Linked DNA regions of Homo sapiens: region 1 is linked to region 2. Evidence: chromatin contacts called from ENCODE Hi-C or POLR2A ChIA-PET data. All regions are on one chromosome and are shown on one strand. Each heading gives the region's core, a stretch centred on a gene start or an enhancer-like site at or near the end of the contact. The rest is flanking DNA. Distances are from core to core; before and after follow the strand shown. Region 1 holds the start of UFSP2 (UFM1 specific peptidase 2). Region 2 holds the start of CENPU (centromere protein U).

Evidence for each region. A loop is a pair of places that touch in the nucleus more often than their neighbours do. ChIA-PET counts read pairs that join two places held with the same protein, here RNA polymerase II (POLR2A). Pooled maps may share reads with other maps.
Region 1: a loop to region 2 is called in a map of CD4-positive, alpha-beta T cell, with 8 times the contacts of the local background. The contact joins the promoter of UFSP2 here to the promoter of CENPU in region 2. A Hi-C loop is called at or near these places in 2 of 168 maps with a recorded cell type or tissue (CD4-positive, alpha-beta T cell and naive thymus-derived CD4-positive, alpha-beta T cell), 1 of 37 single-sample maps with no recorded cell type and 12 of 50 pooled maps. POLR2A ChIA-PET finds 5 or more read pairs at or near these places in 1 of 52 experiments (WTC11).

The regions. Positions count from the first base shown.
Region 1 is chr4:185,420,713-185,428,241 of GRCh38, forward strand. UFSP2 (UFM1 specific peptidase 2) reads right to left here and starts at 5,252. Exons shown (of 12, transcript NM_018359.5): 1 at 5,154-5,252; 2 at 1,773-1,851. The coding sequence starts at 5,156. It overlaps CFAP96 (cilia and flagella associated protein 96), which reads left to right and starts at 5,542. Exons shown (of 8, transcript NM_001114357.3): 1 at 5,542-5,684. RefSeq lists enhancers at 5,016-5,125, 5,196-5,555.
Region 2 is chr4:184,727,939-184,735,345 of GRCh38, forward strand. It overlaps CENPU (centromere protein U), which reads right to left and starts at 6,158. Exons shown (of 13, transcript NM_024629.4): 1 at 6,078-6,158; 2 at 2,982-3,030; 3 at 980-1,097. The coding sequence starts at 6,124. RefSeq lists enhancers at 5,598-6,464, 5,615-5,734 and a silencer at 6,105-6,164.

The DNA.
Region 1 (7,529 bases), core at 4,002-6,501, 690 kb after region 2:
CCTAAAAAAAACTGTGAAGCCTTTAAAGTTAAGCATGTCCATTCTCTATATTTTCTGATTAATGAGAAGCCCTTTGTTGAGTGTTGACAGAGTTTGATAAAGGAGAAGGAATACAATCAAGTCAGAAGACAAGTTCAAATATATTAATTACTAGGTAAAAAGTATCTGTAGTCCTTGTTTACATTTGATTATTGGATTATCTACTGATTAATGGATTAATTCTACTTTGGAATAAGATTATAGTAAAGTATGTTTTCAGTTTATATCAAGTTGTGAAATGTAAGGTTTTATCCATAAAGTAACATTTTAGGAACAGCTACACTCTACTAATAACATAGGCCTGAAAATGAGTGATTTAGTCCTAGTAAAATGGTTCTCATCTTAATGGCACATTAGAATTACCTAGAAAGCTGACTGATGCCTGGGTCTCTGTCCCAGAAATGTAGTTTAATGTAGTCTGGTGGCAGGGATTCAAATGTGGACCAAAACTGAGAACAATTTATTAGTTGAAGGGATGGGTGGAAAAGAATATTCTGCACCCTCTCCCTCCCTTCCACGGGGCTAGTAAAGGATGGCCAGCTGCAATCTCCTTCAAGGAATGCTGGTATCTGATATAGTTTTGATGTCTGTCCCCTCCAAATTTCATGTTGAAATGTGATCTCCAATGTTTGAAGTGGGGCCTGGTGGGAGGTGTTTGAATCATGATCCCTCATGAATGGCTTGGTGCCATCCTCACAGTAATAAGAGTGAGTTCTCACTCCTATCAGTTCACAAAAGAGCTGATTCTTTAAAAGAGCCTGGCACCTCCTCCTCTCTTTTGCTCCTTCTTTTGCCATGTGATACACTGCCCCCTCCTTTGCCTTCCACCATGATTGAAAGTTTCCTGAGCCTCACCAGCAGCAGATGCTGGCACCATGCTTTTTGTACAGTCTGCAGAACTGTGAGCCAAATCAACCTCTTCTTTATAAATGACCCAGTCTCAGGTATTCCTTTAGAAAGATGCAAAACAGACTAATACAGTACTTTTAATTCCTGATCTTTCTGAACGGCTCTGTGGCTTCTGGCACCACTACTCGTACTTTTCATGAGTGATTTCATTTATAATGAGGGTGTTAACTATCACCCTTCAGAGACATTACATTCTCTAGCTCCAACTCTGACCACACTCTTCTAAATTTCTGACTCAGCCAAATGCCTGTTGGGAATTTGTACTTGACCTTCCACTGGCATCAAATGAAACAAATCTCAAACACAGCTCATCCCATTCCTCCTCTGATGTTCTTTATCTCAGTTTGTGGCTGTAGTTCAAGTCAGCAACAGGAAGACATCCTAGAATCTGCTTCATATAAACCCTGTTGATTTTTCTTCCATAGAGTTCTTGTACTCATCCCCATATAATGTAGTATTTAAGAGAGTAGGTTCTGGAGACTCAGGATTGTACATACACTTGCAAGTCTGTCATGTACAATTCTCGACGCACATTTACAACGTGCTCATTGTGGATATTTACATTTATTGTAACAATTAATGAAGAGGGGAGTAAAGTCTCTTAAGAAAGGGAACATCTTTTTCTAATTTGCACAGAGGTGCGCCATGGGCTGGTGGGTGTGCTGGAACACAGTGTCTAAGTGTAAGTCCCATTTAATGTACTTACTAACAATATAATCTTAGTTCATCCTATCTCTCTCTCAGTTTCATTTGCAAAGTGGAAATAATCTCAGTATATTTCACTATCAATTTTCTAATAAAAAAGAATTTTTCAGAAGACCTACCATTAGGAGTAGCTAGCTGAAAAGCCAAATCAAGGCCTCCTCTTATTCTGAAGAGTATATCCATACTTTCTGAAATCACCTAGAACAAATAAAGATAAAGACAAACTCCCTTGTAAAACAAAACAAACTCATATTCATATAAATTAGAATCTAAGTTTAGTGTTAAGACATTAATTAACCTTGATTCTTCAAATTATTTCATGAGTTAATTCCTTGTTTTATAGAAAAAACAAAAACAAAAGCAACCCCAAAATTTTAAATCAGGGGTTCTCAACCTTTGTTCTATACTGAAATCACCTGGGGAGCTTGAAATACTGAGGCCTGGGCTGTACCCCCAGAGATTCTGATTAACTGGTCTAAGGCCTAGGCACAGGGATTTTGGTTTTTTGTTTGGAGACAGGGTCTCACTCTGTCACACAGCTGGAGTGCAGTGGCACAATCTCAGCTCACTGCAACCTCCGCCTCCTGGGTGTAAGAGATTCTCCTGCCTCAGCCTCCCATGTAGCTGAGATTACAGGCATACACCACCACGCCTGGCTAATTTTTGTATTTTTAGTAAGGACGGGATCTCAGAATATTGGCCAGGCTGGTCTTGAACTCCTGGCCTCAAGTGATCCGCCTGTCTCGGCCTCCCAAAGTGCTGGGATTGCAGGCGTGAGCCACCGCGCCCAGCTGGCACAGGGATATTTAAAAGTATCCTATGCCCCCATGCCAGTGATTCTAATGTGAATGGTTGAGAACTACTGCTTTAAGACAATCTTTCCAAATTATAATCTTGACAGGTTTAACAATGACAATAAAACATCAACAGTAAAGAACTAGTTTAAGAATGTGACAAGGCACTGAACCTAATATAATACCAGGGAGTCAAGACAATGAGAGGAAACTCATACTGAGGGTGGGATATCAACTGGTGGAATCCTTCAGAGAATATGGCAGTAAGAATCAAAGGTTTATATTCATAGGCTTGATCTAGTGATATGCATTTAGAATCTCAGACTTAGTCTAAGAAAAATCTGAAAAACACACAAAGATTCGGGTACATGGATATTAACCTAACTGCCAACAATAGATTGGTTAAAAAAAATAGGAATATCATATAGCCATAAAAAAATCATGTTTTTGCTGAAAATTAAAAGGCACAGGACAATGCTTACAACTTATAAAGGGAAAAGAGCACTTGCAAAATGGAACTAATCAGTTCTTTACTTGGATCCATATACTGTTTCAGGTAGTTGATGATATATCACAAATGACATGTATCATTGTTTGTGTACACATATATACACACACAGATACACATATTCATACATATATACATACATATATACACACACACACACACGAGAGAAAGAGACAGGAAGGGAGAAAGAGAGCGGGAGATTTCTTTTGGGAAGAGGTTTCAAAAATTTCATGAGACTCTCAAAACATATCTCTCAAACAGGCTGAAGAACCATAGTACACACTAAGACCCCTATTTTGAAATAAATGAATAAGTACTAACATTTACTGAGCTCTTCAAATGTAAAACACAGGCAGGGTGCAGTGGCTCACGCCTGTAATCCCAACACTTTGGGAGGCAGAGGCAGGAGGATCACTTTGAGCCCAGGAGTTAGAGACCAGACTGGGCAACATAGGAAGACCCCCATCTCTACCAAAAAAAAAAAAAAAAATTAGCTGAGTGTGGTGGTCTGCACCTGTAGTCCAGCTACTCGGGAGGTTAAGGTGGGAGGACTGCTTGGGCCGGGGAGGTCAATGCTACAGTGAGCCATGATCACACCACTGCACTCCAGCCTAAGCAACAGAGCAAGATCTTGTCTCCAAAAAACAAAATAAAATAAAACAAAAACATGTAAAAGGCACTATGCTAAACATACATACTTACTCCAATCCTCAGAACAGTATTAAATAGGTACCAATACAGTTTTTCTCATTTTACAAATCCTTTGTCACATTTCTATAAGGGTCACTGTTTTTATTTATTCTAAAATTGTAATCTTTTGAAAGATCATATACCCTTTGTCCCAATTCTACTTCTGAGAATTTATTCTAAGGAAACAATCAAGAAAGTTCAGGACAAATTTAGCTTCATGTTGTCCATTTATTCTACCGTTGTTCATCACAGAAAAATAAATGGAAACCACTTAAATAGCTATTAATAAGAAATCAGTTAAATAAAGAATACTACCAAACAAACTAGTATGTACCCATTTAAATAAAAAATATTTAAAGATACTGAAGATAAAAGTTAGACAGGAAAGAACAAATTTTAACTCTGCTACTTACTGTACAATTTTACACAATTTAACTTATCACTTAAGTCTGTTTCTCTTCTGTAAAACTGGAAAAATACACAACTTCCCAGGGTTGTTATGAAGATTCCACAAGACATCATTCATAAAAGCACTAGTCTTCCTAGACTTCCGAATTAGCTGAGATACTCTCTGAAGAAATAATACTGAGGCTGAGATCTGAAGGGTGAGTGAAGGTGCAATAGCCCATTCCAGGCAGGGCCATCGATGAGTGAAGATCTGCTTAAAAGACCACTTAGGTGACTACCCCAGATGGATAGATCTCAAGGCCAAGGATGGTAAGAGTGGCGACAGTGACAACAGACAGACATTTAGAAGTAGCATCTATAGGACTTGATTATTGACTGCATGTCGGGGAGTTGAGAAGAGGGAGATGTCAAGGATGATTTCCAGGTTTTGGGCAGGCACAACAGGATGTATGGTGGTGCCATCTACAGAGTTGGGGGTTCCTGGAGGAAGAGCAGGTGTGGGCTGTGGGGAAGTGGAAATGCTCAGTTTGGAACTTGCTGAGCTTGAAATACATATGAGCTATCCAAGTGGAGGCACGGTTAGCAGATTTGTGGGTCTGGAGCTCAGAAGAAAGGTCTAACTTAGAGATAAAATTTTAGGAGAACGCATAGGGTGTAAAGCGTCCCTGAAGAGCACCACCATTTAGGATAGGGATTGGAGAACCTTGCTGAGCAATGAGACAGGAGAGAAACCAGGGGAGGGAAATACCACGGGAACTAGGGGAATATAATATCCGAAGAAAGTTGCGCCTGTCCCAGGTTAAGCCCTTCTTGCAAGGCTTCAAAAACGCCGAAGTCTCTCAAAATACTTTCACACAGAGAAGTAGCAGGGGGTGCGTGTCCAAGGTGGCCGAGGCGGGGTGCACACTTGTGTAGGGCACTTTCCCCCCGGCCCAGCGCGGAGACAGGCGAACTGGAGAGCCGCCCTGCCCACGCAGCTCGCAGCTGCCATCTTGGACCCCGGCAGGACCAGCTCCTTTCAGGCGCTGTGAAGCCCGCTCGTGGCGGCTGCCAAAGTCCGGGGAAAAACACAGGGGTCGGTGACGAGCAGAGATACTCACCATGTCCGCGACGTGGCGGTGACACGGGCGCTGACGCCTGCCCAAAAGTTCCGGGGGCCGGCCCTGAAGTGGTGTCACCGCACGGCCCAGGGGCGGGGCCCGGGCGGACCAACTACAACTCCCGACATGCTCGGCGGCATGACGTCACGGAGCGTACCACACCGCAGTCCCTCGCGGACGGCGAGGCGGGGCGGGTAGCCGAAGACTTATGTTTGGTAAATTCTATTAGTTAAGTCTTTTCTGTCCTACAGAAGCTCACACATCCTTCTGTGTGTTCTTCGATGCGGATTCGAATCTCCTCGTATCCTCCCACAGCGTGCTTGGAATGGATTCTCCCGTACCCGGGGCAACACATCACACAATAAACGCCAGCTGTGGTGGAACGTGCAGAGGCGCTGCGCAGCCCAGGCGTGTCGCGCGCTTGGGAACCCTCGCCGCTCCCGCAGCGCAGTTAACGTGGACAAGCTGGGGCAACCTGGACGAGCTGGGGCAACCTGATCTCGGCTGTCGGAGTGGGTGTCCTCAAGAAAGGTGACTTGGTCCTCGCGGACGCCAGGTGTTGCCCCTTAGATACCTGCCACCTCCCAGCCTCCGTTTCCTCTCTGGGAAACAGACTCCTCATCACCTCCTCCAGTTTTCTGCCCCTTCTTCACCTCTCCTGACGCTCCATCCGTACCTTTTGCAAGGGAACGTGCCATAATTCGGCTATGCTCTATTTTCTTGTCTAATAGATTGTAAGCTCCTTGCGGGCAGCATCTATGCCTTCTTAAATCTGTTTCTAGTTTCTACCAGCAAGCTTGCCCCGAAGGGGATTGCAGAATATCTGTTAAATAAGTGAATGAATAATTTTGTAAATGTTGCTCAATAAGAGTTAAGTAGTGGCGGGCCGGGCGCGGTGGCTGACGCCTGTAATCCCAGCACTTTGGGAGGCCAAGGCAGACGCATCACCTGCGCTCACGAGTTCGAGGCCAGCCTGGGCAAAATGGTGAAACCCCTGTCTCTACTAAAAATACCAAAAAAAAAAAAAAAAAAAAAAAAAAAAAAAAAAAATAGCCGGGCATGGTGGCGGGTGCTTGTAGTCCCAGCTACTCGGGAGGCTGAGACAGGAGAATCGCTTGAACCCGGGAGGCGGAGGCTGCAGAGAGCCAAGACAGCTCCACTGCACTCCTAGCCTGGGCAACAGAGAGAGACTCCGTCTCAAAAAAAAAAAAAAATTAATAAGAAAAAAGTTAAGTGATGGGAAAGTTCTAGGCAAGAATTTCTTCCCTCCCTCCTCCCTGGCTCGCTTGTGTGCCGGGAGCTGCGCAGATGCGGGGATACCGTGAGAGGGAGGAACCTGTCTCAGCTCCTGCCCTTGTGCCGTGGAGCTTTGAAATATAAGGTAAATGAAAGTACTAAATCTTGACTGAAGTTTGGTTTTAAAGCATCTCTGATTAATGGAAGAGGTAGGATGTGGGGAAGGGCGTTGTATTTAGTTATGTTTCAGTTTAAAATGAATCTTCACTTGCCCCTTTGGTGTTACGTATTAGCAATGATTCATGCTCAGGTGAGCCAGTTTCAGGCAGGCTTGCAGAGAGGCACTCAAACAGCTTGCTTTAAATTTAAGGTAAAAGGCCGGGCGCGGTGGCTCACGCCTGAAATCCCAGCACTTTAGGAGGCCGAGGCAGGTGAATCACTTGAGGTCAGGAGTTTGAGACCAGCCTGACCAACATGGTGAAACCCCGTTTCTACTAAAAATACAAAAATCAGCCGGGCGTGGTGGCAGGTGCCCGTAGTCCCAGCTACCTGGGAGGCTGCGGCAGGAGAATTCCTTGAACCCAGGAGGCGGAGGTTGCAGTGAGCTGAGATAGCGCCTCTGCATTCCAGCCTGGGCGACAGAGCGAGACTCCATCTTAATAAGCAAAGAAATAAATAAATTTAAGGTAAAAGGTTCTTACCAGCCGGGCGCGGTGGCCCACTCCTGTAATCCCAGCACTTTGGGAAGCCGAGGCAGGTGGATCACCTGAGGTCAGGAGTTCAAGACCAGCCTGGCCAACATGGTGAAACCCCGTCTCTACTAAAAAATACAAAGTTAGCTGGGCGTGGTGGCAGACGCCTGTAATCCCAGCTACTTGGGAGGCTGAGGCAGAAGAATCGCTTGAACCTGGGAAGCGGAGGTTGCAGTGAGCCGAGATCGCGCTATTGCACTCCATCCTGGGCTACAAGAGCGAAACTCTGTCTCAAAAAAAAAAAAAAAATGGTTCTTACTTTGGATTACAAACTGTGAGGACTAACCCAATGTTTGTTTTCTTCACTTATGTATGCCCAGTGCTTAGCTCATAATTGGTGCTTTAAAAACTTTAGAATGGGATAGAGGTAAGTATTCTTAGCTCCTTG
Region 2 (7,407 bases), core at 4,908-7,407:
CTGTAGAGACAGGAAGGAGATTCATGGCTGCCAGGGGCTTGAAGGAAGGGGGAAGAGGGAGTGACCACTCATGGGTACAGGGTTCTCTACAGGATAACAATTTTCTGGAATTAGATAATGCAGACGGTTGTACAACCTTGTGAATAAATTAAAAACCAATGACATGTACACCTTAAAAGGGTGAATTTTATGGTATGTGAATTCATTTCCATTTTTAAAATTATGGGGTTTTAGGTTCAGATCTTTTAGATTTAGATTTTAGACAAATAGGACATTTTTATCAAGTCATAATAAAAGACATTATTCTGGTGAATACATTTCACCTTATAAAATGTATAATATTTTCTTTAAACAAAAAATTAAACCAAAAGCCTTCAAAATTCTCTTAAAACTTATTCCAGCAAAAATGCCTGACTACTGCAGTTCTAGATGTGGGGACACATGGCATTTTCTCTGTCATTTCTGGCTTCTGGAGTGCCCAGTGACACAAGCAGCCCACCCTGACAACTCACACACTCCTGGCCAGCCTGGTACTGGCCTTTTACCTCACACTCCAAGGAACACAGGTGAAGCTCTCCCACTGGCTCTCCCGAAGCATCCCCTGCCTCCATGAGTTTAGGACAAAGGAAAATTACCCATACTCTTCTCCTCCCTAAATTAATGGCTCTATCAAATGGTAGAGTGAAGTGAGAAATGTATGCTATGTTCCCCTTATTACAGAGTACTATAGTAAGCGTCCTCATGTGACCAGATTGTTAATGAATACTACTAGACGAGTGCCGCTTTGATAATGTTCTTAGTTTCAATGTACCCGTAAGTGAGGAAAATTAATTCAAATTATCAAGTACTCCCCAGAGAACATTATATTTACATGCAGGCAACTAATTTTTATATTTGAAGATACTTCTATTTTTTATTATATCTGGCCTAAATGTTGTTGCTTTAGAGTTATGTTAGGATAAAGATTTAAAGTACTAACCAAAGGTCTCATAAGTTTCTTCATCTTTCTCATTTTCACCCAGCCTGCCAATGCTTGAGACATCAGAATTATCAGGAAAGTCGAACACGTCAATAGGCTTGCACTTTTGACCAGCTTTCTAAAAGTGAATAAAGTTGAGTCATTGAGTTGGCTCTCACAAAGAACAATAGGTTGATTTATACAGCAAGAATATTCTTGTAATCACTGCTGCCTAAGGAAGCAATCCTTATGCATGGGGTGATGGATTCACTACCTACCCTGATTGGGTCATTATACAACATAGACATGTATGGCAAGATCAAATCAGACCCCACAAATGTGTACAATTACAATGTTTCAGTTAAAATAAAAAGAAAGAAGCAAGCTAACACTTTTTGGGGACATAGAATTTTTTGATAACCTAAGGCATGGATTGGCAAACTTTTTCTATAAAGGACAAGAAAGTAAATTCTTTTAGGCTTTGCAGGCCGTAAGGTTTCTGTTTTGACTACTAACTCAGCCACTGTCACATGAATGCAGACAGTAACCACACAGAAAAGAATGAGCATGGCTGTGTTCCAATACAATTTGACTTTTGAACACTGCAATTTGAATTTCATATCATGTTCACATATTATGACATAGTCTTTTTATTTTATTTCAACCATTAAAAAAGGTAAAAACCATTCTTAGCTTGCAGGGATATACAAAAACAGGTGGCAGGCTAGATTTGGCCCATGGGCCAGTTTGCCTAAACCTCTGACCTAGGGAAAGTGATGGGTCCTGTCTCCGGAAATATGCCCATATACCCAAAAGTTCATAAACAGTTTTAAGGGTACACATGTGTAAAAACTCCTGACTAAAGGACACCAGGGTTTAGAGTTCAATATACTGATACACCCATGAAGTCTGCTACCCCAAATCTAATGAAACATGAAAACATACATAAAATGAGAAAAACTTTCATGGTAGTTCCAGAAAATGTGGAAGGGTACTATTAACAGATACAAAAATAAGAAAATTCTGGAAGGTATAAAGGAGGTCAAATAAAATTGGCAAACCATATAAAAACTTGACCATTCAGATGCCCCCAGTGAAAGAATCATTCCTGGAGTGCTTGGGGGTGGAATGTGGAGAGAGCTGGCAGGTCTTCCAGCCCCTCCCAAGGCATAGGGGGCCTCCACCAGGGACTGCCTTGCAGAGGGAAGGACAGGAAAGCTGAATCCATTCCAGGCACTCTGGGCTTCCAGCTAAGGCTGGAGCTTAGAGAAATCCCTCCGAGGCACACTGTACTTTGGCTACCAATGGCAGGGGCAAGGCAGGACAGCTGAGAGAAATCCACCCAAAGAACCCGTGAAGTAATGCCGGGGTGGGAGCAGAGCGCTGAGCAAAACCCTGCAGGGGGATCCCAGGGTTTCCCAGAGGGGAAGAGAGCTATCGTCTGCAGGCTGGGGTTAAGGACTATGCAGGACAGAGAAAGCCCAGGGCAGAACAAGCAGAAGGAACTCCTTCCGGGGTGCCTGGCACTGTCATACACTGTTAATGTGAGATTACAATGTCAATCACACAAGCCACTGGAAAAAAAAACTGGAATTAGCTATCAAGAACGTTAAAGAAATGCACATGCCTTTAACATACATTTATTCTAAGACTCTAAAGAAAAGTAAACCTGTAATGTGAACTAAGTGGAGTATCATGAAATCATAAAACAATTCTTGAAAAGTACAATGAGGAGAAATGGCTTTAAGTGAAAAAAGCTTACAGCACTGTACAATTTTTACATGAAGTCAATTATCTAAACGAAAATAAAACCAAACTCGGCTCAGAAATAAAGGAAATTCTAAAACATTAACAAAAGTCATTTTATCCACTATACCGGAAAAAGTGTGAGGAAAATGAACACACTTTTTCACTACAATAAACATTGAACTTGCCAAGTGAAGTCTACAAAACTGAGGTACCCAAAAAATGTTATTTTGTACTGTCAATTTTGAGAAAACCACAACACAAAAAGGTAACTTACATCTTTCATGGAATGTGTTCTTTCTAAAGTGTTCTTTGAACGTCTTGCGCTATTAAACAGCAAAAAAACACAAGAGTTAGGAAATAGTTAAAATAACTGAGGAAACACCATAGTTATGACCCTTTCCGCGCATTTTTACCAAAAAAAAAAACAAGAACCCATATTCCACAAATTTATTTTTTATAGGTCAAATCCTATCACCAATGTATAAAATAACATACCTCTCCCCCTCAGGGACATGGAAAAGTTGGAATCCTGCTGTTAACTTTTTCCCTGAGGCCTTAATCAATCAGCAGTGATTGACTTTCTCTGCACAGCTGAACAAAGGGGAGGTAGGCTAACGCTAAGCCCCGACACCTGCTCCATCCGGTGCCTGGCTCTCCTACGTCCTTTTCTCATTTAATTCTAACAGTCCTATAAGGTAGAAGTGAATCCCATGTTACAGATGTGTGCTTGCCCACAGCAACACGGAGCCAGGAGGGAGACAAGCCTGCATTAAAATTTACATCAGTTCAAATCCAGGGCCTGCCCTCGACCTCCCTTGACACTCTCTCAGTTGGACCACAGCTTCAAATGATAAAGTTGTATATATATCTTCAACAAGCTTCAAGAAAACAAATGTAACAATGGTGACAAGAATAAAAACGGGAAATAACAGTGGCAGGATTATATATCATTATTACTAATAATAGTGCCAGCAGTCAGTGAATATGTACAGACTATCCTCCACCAACCAGGCATCGTACAAGGGTACGGGGGGGATACTCCAGGAGAATACAGTACATAATTAGACTTTAAAATATGCCATGCAGATTGCAGCCATATTTTTCTCATTTGTAGACAGCAAAATCAGCTTAGTCTAAACCAATGTTTTAGTATCCTTTTATCTGATATAATTTCAAGCTCACAGAAAAGTTGCAAACATAGCACAAGGACCTTCTGTATGCCCTTTACTCATGTGCTCTGTGTGTGTGTGTGTGTGTGTGTGTGTCTGGAGATACTGTGCACTTCCACCCCTAAATACTACAATATGTCTTTCCTAAGAGGGCATTATACTGCATATTCATGGTACAATTTCTAAAATCAAGAAATTTAACACTGATACCATAATCTAATCTACAGTCCATACCCAAATCACATCAATTGTCCTATAATGTCTTTTAAGATTGCCAGGCCAGCATTTTTAAAAAAACAAACAATAAAAAAGGAAAATATAAAATGAAGCATTGCACTGGATATACTATGTTCACAAGCCTTTTGTTTTATGTGTGGATGTGTGCACACGTGTACTAAGTGTGATGTAAAACATCATTACTGTGAATCACAGTTAAAAAAAAAAAGTTAGAAAACTGTTCAGAGCGGTGGTTCCCAGACTTGAGTGTCATCAAAATTCTCAAGAGGGCTTGTTGAACAGGTTGCTTGGCACCACCCCAGGAGTGTCTGATTCAGTCCCTCTGGGGTGAGGTCTGGGATTCTGCATTTCTAACAAGTTCACGATTTATTTATTTAATTCATGAAACCTAAGGAAGCAGGTAAGACAAGTATTGGTTTTATGGCAATTTTATAGATGATGATTCCGGGATTCAGAAAATTTAAGTGACTTATCAAGGGTCACATAGCCAGGTAACAGAAACCCAGCTACACACTAGACCACATAAACTTCTTAACCTAAACTCTTTGAGCTGTCTTGTCCTTTCTTGGGGGGGAAAAAAAGTCAAGGTTCCTCCTTGCCTTACGCTGGAGTCAAGGTGGGGCTTCTGAGAGACAGAAACCTCTGTGACAACCCACAGGTAAAATTTCTGGGCCAGGCGCGGTGGCTCATGCCTGTAATCTCAGCGCTTTGGGAACCCCAGGAGGGCGGATCACGAGGTGAGGAAATCAAGACCATCCTGGCCAACATGGTGAAACCCCGTCTTTACTAAAAATACAAAAATTAGCTGGACGTGGGGGCGAGCGCCTGTAATCCCAGCTCCTCTGGAGTCTGAGGCAGGAAAATCGCTTGAACCTGGGAGGCGGAGATTGCGCCACTGCACTCCAGCCTGGGCCACAGAGTGAGACTCCGTCTCAAAAAAAAAAAAAAAAAAAAATTCTGTTGTATGTGCGTAAGTGTGTTTTGGGAGGAGGCATGAACAGATTTCATGAGTCTCAAACCCAAAAATGTTAAAAGATAAAAATAAAAAAAGACAACAAAAACCACTAGCCTTTCAGATAAACTCTTTTCAGCTGACATTGAAGGCTGACATTCTCTTCTAATCCTTTTTTGCACTGGGGGAGTCTTCATTCTCCTCCACTGGCCACAGAAGTCTGGTCTCGGTTTCCCCACCCACCTGCGGTGTCCTGCTCCAGCTTTTCCACCCTAACCCCGCATCTACCAGCACCTCCTCCTCCAGGCAGCCTTCCCAGGCCCGGGGGAACTCCTGTTCTCTTCAGATCGTCTTGGCGTATGGCTTTGTGCACCGTCTGCAGCAAGCCGAGACCCTTCCCGCCAGATCCAGGCCGGGCCTTGGATGGCCATTCGCCAACGAATCAGCGACCAGCATTCTAGAGCGCGTTTTGCAACCGACCAAACGCTCGCTTTCTTTGGTAAACAAAAACCGCTCGAGCCATCCTGGAGAACCGCAAGCGGCAGCTCGGTCCCCCAGCCGGATTTATGCTCCAGTTTACGGTCTGTGGTTTGCAGTAAGAAAACACCAGGGTCTTCAAAATAAGAAAACTGATTCCCAGTCAGAGAATAAAACTCCACTAACAAAGTCTGGCAAACCGCAGGCAATACGTATTTGCTGAATATTTTGCTTTCAAGCTAGCACTTTGAGACTCACTACTTTGGACGGCACTCCCCCTCCCCACAAAACGACACGACACTGGCTGACGTCTCTCCCACCCGCCAGGCAGTGTTAGGCCCCGACAGGCCCGTGCAGGTGGGATCACTGTTATCCCCACTAGACTGAGGAGGAAGCCGGGGACCCGGGCGATTGGCCACTCGGGCGACCTCCACAGTGGAGCACCAACAGCGCCGGGAGGCGCAAACCACGGCAGGCGAGGAAGCAGTTCAAGCTGGTCTCCGGCCCCGCGCTCCCGAGGGTCGGCAGTACTTACCCCTCAGACCTGTGAGGCCGCGGCCGCCGCCGCCCCCGCGGGGCCATGGTGCCGCTCTCCGCTCTCGAGCGACTGGAAGCTCCCGCCAAGCCCCTCGCCGCTCCGAACAGCCAATCCGGGCCGAGCACGCGCGCGTGCGCAGGACTTCCTGAGCGGCCCCCGGGCTCCTCCCTGGCCTGGAGCGTGAGGGAAAACTGGGTCTGGTTATTACAGCGCAACGGAGCTGGAGTCCATGCCGCACAACCAGTTACCTACGGTCCAAAACATGCCAAAGTTTTCCGGGCTTTCGCGCCCACCCGCATCGCCAGTTTTCCGGCGCCAGAAAGCCCGGGAGCCACGTGGGACGGCCCCTTGTGGGGTGGGGAAAGGGGAGGAGCTAGTGTCCCTGAGTCGTGGGCAGGTAAGAGGGTGGGTGGAGACCCGTGTTCGCAGCTGTTGTCGCTGAGGCCGCAGTCGTCTTTCCAGGCCTACAGGATTTGGCTTCCAGCCCCTGCTGCCTTTATCAGCTGTCTGAGCTTAGCATGTTACTTTACCGCTATCCCAATACCTTCATTTGTAAATGGACAGGGTTCCTTTTGTTCTTTTATTTTGTTTGTGTTTAAAAATGTGTAATGCAGAAGAATGTAATTGAACCCTTACCTTACACCGCGTATAAAAATTAACGCAAAATGAATCAAAGACCTAACTATAAAGGCTAAAATTAAAACTCTTAGAAGAAAACAGAGCAAAAACTTCATAACATTGGACTTGGTATGATTTCTTGGATATGATACCAAAAGCAGTTTGGGATGATGAAAACGTTCTGGAAATAGTGGTGGATGGATGCACAAGGTGAAGGTACTTAATGCCACAATACTGTAAAGTTAAAAACGGTTAAAATGCTAAATTTTGTTATGTATATTTTACTACGACAAAAATATTACGTTTCATGCATATGAAAGAATATAACGTGTAATGTAAAGATAAAAACAAACATCCGTGTAACCAGCACTACATGGGGATATGGATCATTTTTATATATAACTCTTGGGTACCCCTCTGAATGGTATCCTCCTCCTCCAAAGAATAACCACTCTTCTGATTTTATGTGTATCATTCCTGTGGTTTTCTACCTTGATATAGCCCCAAATAATGTATTGATTATTGTATGTTTCTAAACTTTATATGATATTTGGTAGGTATGCTGCAAGTGCCCTTTCTTACTAAAGCTATTGCTTTTATTTTTTATTTATTTTATTTTTCCATAAATTATTGGGGTGCAGGTGCTATTTGGTTACATGAGTAAGTTCTTTTTTTTTTTTTTTTTTTTTTTTTGAGTTGGAGTTTTGCT